Linked DNA regions of Homo sapiens: region 1 is linked to region 2. The links are chromatin loops, found by intact Hi-C in ENCODE. Cell type or tissue: IMR-90. All regions are shown on one strand. Each heading gives the region's core, and the rest is flanking DNA. Links, peaks and the distances in the headings are about the cores only.

The links. A loop is a pair of places that touch in the nucleus more often than their neighbours do. Peaks named below come from ENCODE experiments on the same cell type or tissue, not always from the same donor. Only the 100,000 strongest peaks of a DNase experiment are listed, where the experiment ranks them.
Region 1: it touches region 2 in a loop (2.8-fold over the local background); 1 of 110 quality-filtered maps calls a loop at or near these places.

What each region holds. Positions count from the first base shown.
Region 1 is chr2:203,163,132-203,166,053 of GRCh38, forward strand. All of the region lies in intron 36 of NBEAL1 (neurobeachin like 1), which reads left to right. Among named protein-coding and RNA genes, the nearest start is that of CYP20A1, 74 kb to the right of the region's middle. In IMR-90, for the core only: no CTCF peak of the experiment used is centred there; a DNase peak (open chromatin) is centred at 1,550; H3K27ac peaks cover 542 bases.
Region 2 is chr2:203,103,608-203,106,529 of GRCh38, forward strand. The region is part of intron 12 of NBEAL1 (neurobeachin like 1); the gene reads left to right. Among named protein-coding and RNA genes, the nearest start is that of NBEAL1, 90 kb to the left of the region's middle. In IMR-90, for the core only: no CTCF peak of the experiment used is centred there; no DNase peak of the experiment used is centred there.

The sequences.
Region 1 (2,922 bases), core at 205-2,704, 60 kb after region 2:
GTGTGACAGAGCAAGACTCCATCTCAAAAAAGAAATAAACAGATAAATAAATATAGACTTTCTCTTTAACATATTTGTAACTCCTTCTCCACAGGTGAAAAACCTGGATACCATTACTCTGAATAAGCCTACTTATTTAGTCAAGCCTAGAATACACAGAAAGTGCTTTAAGAATTGCTTAACTCATATCATTAGTTGCTAACTCATTCCACTGCAAAAAAGCAAACAGATTTCAATTTTGTTTAAAGTCCTTTTTTCTTTAGGTAAAATTTACAAACAGTAAAATATAAAAATAATTTTATATTCTTTTTATATATTCTAAAAACTGTAGAATTTTATGAATCTTGACAAATACTCATAACCTGTGTTATAACCCTCACCCCAAAAAGATACTGAAATCACCTTCTCCCCAGAAAATTCTCTGTGTTCTTCCCAATCAATCCTTCCTCCTTCATCCTCCCAAAGGCAATTTAGACTTTTTTCCACTACAGATTAATTTTACCGGTTCCAGAAATTCATATAAATAGAATCATACCATGTTTCTGTTGTTCCCAGTTCTTTTCACTCAGGAAACACAACTGTATATATCAGTAGTTCATTATTTTTTATTGATGAGTGGTATTTGTTGTTTAAATATACCACAATTTCTTTAATCTCCAGGGTTATTTCAGTTTGGGATTATTTTGAATAAAGCTGTTATGATCATTCTCGATGTGGTTTTAATCTGCAATTCCCTTATGTATAGTTGTTGGGTTCTTTTTTATGTGTTTGGTGACCCTTCCTTTGTGAAATGTCTGTTCAAGTCTTTTGCCCATTTTTTAATTGGTTGTCTTTTTTCTTATTCAACTGTAGGATATTTTCATATATTCTGTATACAAGAATTTTTTCAGATGTTTTGTGCATATTTTTACTCAGTCTGTTCCTCAGTTTATTTTCTTAATTGCTTTATAGAAGTTTATAAATTTATTAATAGATTATACCTATTATATTAATACATGTGATTAAAAACTAACTTTTCCTTTTTTGGCATGTCAAATAAAACTTTGTACAATCTTTGAGAGAAAAAAAAAAGATTGCACCACTGCACTCTAGCCTGGGTGTCAGAGTGAGACCCCATCTAAAAATATATATATATTACAAATTGACTAGATTCAGTAGTATCCTTTGGTGGCATAATCAGGACTTTTACTTGTATTAGTTCAGTAATTTTTTTTAGATTTCCTTTATTATTTTCAGGGTACTGGGTAGGGGCAGTTATATAGGGAACTATCTTGGTAGATACTCAGTTGGCTTTGTAATTGGGATTTTTTTTTTCTTTCTTTGATGACTAGTGAATTTAATGGATGTCAGACTCATTTGTTTTACACTGAAGAACCAAAATACTTTTTGTCATTTAATATAAATAACCCTCAGACTATTTACTTTTTTAGGGTTACTCATGGCTCTATTTATCACTGTAAATATTAGTATTTCAGTGTTTGGGAAAACATTCTTTCCAGTAATTATTTTTTAAAAAAAGAAAAGCTTAGTTTTAAATAAATGATTGCAACATTGCAAGCTTAAAATGGTGATACAGAACTTCTCATGGAAACCCACTAAAAATAAAATTAGACTTAGTCATTGGTACCCTGGACATGAGGCAGATATGAAATGTCTAGGACCAGAGAGTTAGCTGGCTTAAAAGATTTACTTGAATAACATTCTGTGAGTGGTAGAAGCTCCCATTTCTCTTTTTTTTTTTTTTTTTGAGATGGAGTTTTGCTCTTGTTGCCCAGGCTGGAGTACAGTGGCGTAATCTTGGCTCACCGCACCCTCCACCTGCCAGATTCAAGCGATTCTTTTGCCTCAGCCTCCCAAGTAGCTGGGATTACAGGCATGCACCACCACGCCTGGCTAATTTTGTATTTTTAGTAGAGACGGAGTTTCTCCACGTTGGTCAGGCTGGTCTTGAACTCCCGACCTCAGGTGATCCGTCCATCTCTGCCTCCCAAAGTGCTGGGATTACAGGCGTGAGCCACCGCGCCCACCCAGGAGCTCCTATTTCTATACTTGGCAGTTAAAGTCACCTAGGCCACCAAAAGACTGTCTCTCCAGTTACTTCCTCCAGCAAATATAAATAATATTCCTCCTAATATATGGTGACTTCACTTTAAGTAAGGTATGGCAATAGTAGCTCTTTGCATTATCTCTAGTTCCCTTGTTAGGGGAATGCTATGATGGTAATGCTCTCTAGTTTTAGTTACTCTTGAAAGTCTCATTTTATAGTTTAAGATTCATATTTAGTACTTCTAATTATTATTTACAAACACCACTACAATGCAGTCTTAGTCACAGATTCCTGTATTTTGTGGGTCAATTCATGTCTCCCAGAATATAACTAAAATGACATGACCAATATTGCCTTATTTTTCAGCTGTCCTCTGCTAATTGTTTTACAGGTTCACTGTGTTTTATTATAATGGGTCATATAAAATCAGGATGTAAAGCTTATTTTTAATGAAACTGAATCATTGAGTAATAAAAATATTTGGATACTGTTTAAGTAATTTAATATGCAGAATACTTCTTGAGGGTAATTCAGATATTCTTTCCTGGACATTAATTTGACAGATAAGTGATTTATATTTGAGGCCAGGCACAGTGGCTCATGCATATTATCCCAGCAGTTTGGGAGACCGAGGTGGGTGGATCCCTTGAGCTCAGGAGATCAAAACCAGCCTGGGCAACATGGCAAAACCCCACCTCTATAAAAAATATAAAAATTAGCTGGGCATGGTGGCATGCACCTGTATTCCCAGCTACTTGGGAGGCTGAGGTGGGAGGATTGCTTGAGCCCAGGAGGCAGAGGTTGCAGTGATTGAGCCGACATTGTGCCACTGCACTCCAGCCTGGGTGACAGCAAGACCTTGTCTCAAAAAAAAG
Region 2 (2,922 bases), core at 158-2,657:
CAGTTCAGCGCTGTTTTGGTTAGTTCTTGCCTTTTGCTAGCTTTGGGATTGGTTTTCTCTTGTTTCTCCAGTTCTCTAGTTGTGATGTTAGGTTGTTGGATTTGCAGTCTTTCTAACTTTTTGATGTGGGCGTTTAGTGCTATAAATTTCCCTCTTAACACTGCTTTAGCTATGTCCCAGAGATTCTTGTATGTTGTATCTTCTCATTAGTTTCAAATAATTTCTTTATTTCTGCTCTAATTTTATTATTTACCCAGGAGTCATTCAGGAGTAGACAGTTTAATTTTCATGTAAGCGTGTGGTTTTGAACAATTTTCTTAGTCTTGATTTCTATTTTTATTGTACTATGGTTCGAGAGTGTAGTTGGTATGATTTTGGTTTTTTGAAATTTGCTGAAGATTATTTTATGTCTGATTGTGTTGTCGATTTTAGAATATGTCCCATGTGCAGATGTGAAGAATGTATATTCTCTTGTTTTGTGGTAAAGTGTCCTGTAGATCTCTACTAGGTCCATTTGGTCATGTGTTAAGCTCAGGTCCTGAATATCTTTGTTAGTTTTCTACCTCAATGATCTGTCCAAGTATACTGTAGGTCTCTAAGAATTACAAATCTAGGTGCTTCTGTGTTGAGTGTGTATATATATTTAAGATAGTTAGGTTTTGTTAAATTGAGCCCTTTATCATTATGTAACTTCTTTGTCTTTATGATCTTTGTTGGTTTAAAGTCTGTTTTGTCTGAAGTAAGAATAGCAACCCCTGCTTTTTTCCATTTTCCATTTGCTTGGTTGATTTTTCTCCATTCCTTTACTTTAAGCCTATGGGTGTCACTGCATGTGAGATGAGTCTCTTGAAGACAGCATACCACTGGGTCTTGGTTTTTTATCCAACTTGCCACTCTGTGCCTTTTAATTGGGGAATTTAGCCCATATACATTCAAGGTTAGTACTAATCTGTGCATATTTGATCCTACTGCCATATTATTAGCTAGTTATTATACAGACTTGTTGACTTGTGTGTGTGGTTGCTTTATAGTGTCATGGGTTTATGTACTTAAGTGTGTTTTGGTAGTGGCTGGTAATGGTCTTTCCTTTCCATATTTAGCACTCCCTTCAGGATATCTTGTAAGGCAGGTCTGGTAGTAATGAATTCTTTTAGCATTTGCTTCTCTGAAAAGGATCTTATTCTTCCTTCACTTATGAAGCTTAGTTTGGTTGGATATGAAATTCTTTGGAATTTCTTTTTTTTCTTTTTTCTTTCTTTCTTTTTTTTTTGAGACAGAGTCTTGCTCTGTTGCCCAGGTTGGAGTGCAGTGATGTAATCCTGGCTCACTGCAACCCCTGCCTCCTGGGTTCAAGCAATTCACCTGCCTCAGCCTCCGGAGTAGCTGGGATTACAGGTGCTTGCCACCACGCCTGGCTAATTTTTGTATTTTAGTAGAGGTGGGGTTTCACCATTTTGGCTAGGCTGGTCTGGAACTCCTGACCTCGTGATCTACCCCCCTCAGCCTCCCAAAGTCTGGGATCCCAGGTGTGAGCCACTGCACCCAGCCTCTTTTCTTTAAGAATGCTGAATATGGATGGGCGCAGTCGCTCACACCTGTGATCCCAGCACTTTGGGAGGCTGAGGCAGGCGGATCATGAGTTCAGGAGATCGAGACCATCGTGGCTAACACAGTGAAACCCCATCTCTACTAAAAAAAAAATACAAAAATTAGCCAGGCATGGTGGCGGGCGCCTGTAGTCCCAGCTACTCGGGAGGCTGAGGCAGGAGAATGGTGTGAAACCTGGAGGTGGAGCTTGCAGGAGCTGAGATCGCGCCACTGCACTCCAGCCTGGGTGACAGAGCGAGACTCCATCTCAAAAAAAAAAAAGAAAGCTGAATATATGCTCCCAGTTGCTTCTGGCTTGTATGGGTTTCTGTTGAAAGGTCTGCTGTTAGCCTGATGTATCTCCAAGTTTTAAAATATTTAAATAGATGTGCCGATTTTCACTATGTAAATTCTGAAGTGATGTATGAAAGTATGTAATACATGTGGCTTAACACCTGAAATAAAATCATTCACAAAATATCTTAATATAAGAATGAGGTTATTTATTGTTTGCCTATACTTGTGATAATTTTAAAGACAAACCCCTATAGGCACTGCTTTAAGATTTTAAAAGACATTAATGATTGAACTGCAAACTGATAGGATTTACAGTGTTGGCAAAGAATGGGACATGAGCACTGGTGTTGGAAGGATACTTTTAAGTGGTTCTGTGGTTCATGAGTTTAAAAAATTAAGCTTTATATCAGAGTTTTTCTTCATTAATAAAATAATGACCCTTTATTTAGTCAGTTTATGACTGCCTAAAATATGACATTTTTCACATTTGAATAGCCTATCAATTTGATACTAGTTTTTCCAGGTTGTATGGCCATGGAAATTCTGCTTCTTGTATTCACTAACCCTTAGAGTTTTCTGTCTCTTCTCATTCACTGCCACTGACTGTTCTTCTGTCCAGTTATACTGGTAGTTTCCTCATATGCTGATAAGATTAGTGAGGTCATCTGTGTGAAGTGGTAAGCATAGTGCCAGGCACATGATAAGTGCTAAATACATGTCAGTGACTTTTATTATTACTTTACACTCTTATCTGCCACATCTAATATACTTTATGCCTCACCTTCCTGGTACCAGAAGTGAATTAATTACTCCCTGTTTTCTGAAACATGCCTTTCATTGTATTCCTTAGATTACATTGGTTTGTGTTAGGAGACTCTAACTTTTGCCTTAGAAATGTTGACATAACTCATGGTTAGGTTCCTATTGAATAGGCTTTTACAACTTTTACAGTCTGGCTTGTGACTTAATCTCCATCTAATACTAGTTGCTGTACGATGGAAACCATTTTAAGTCCTAAATAACTGGTTTATGAGTATA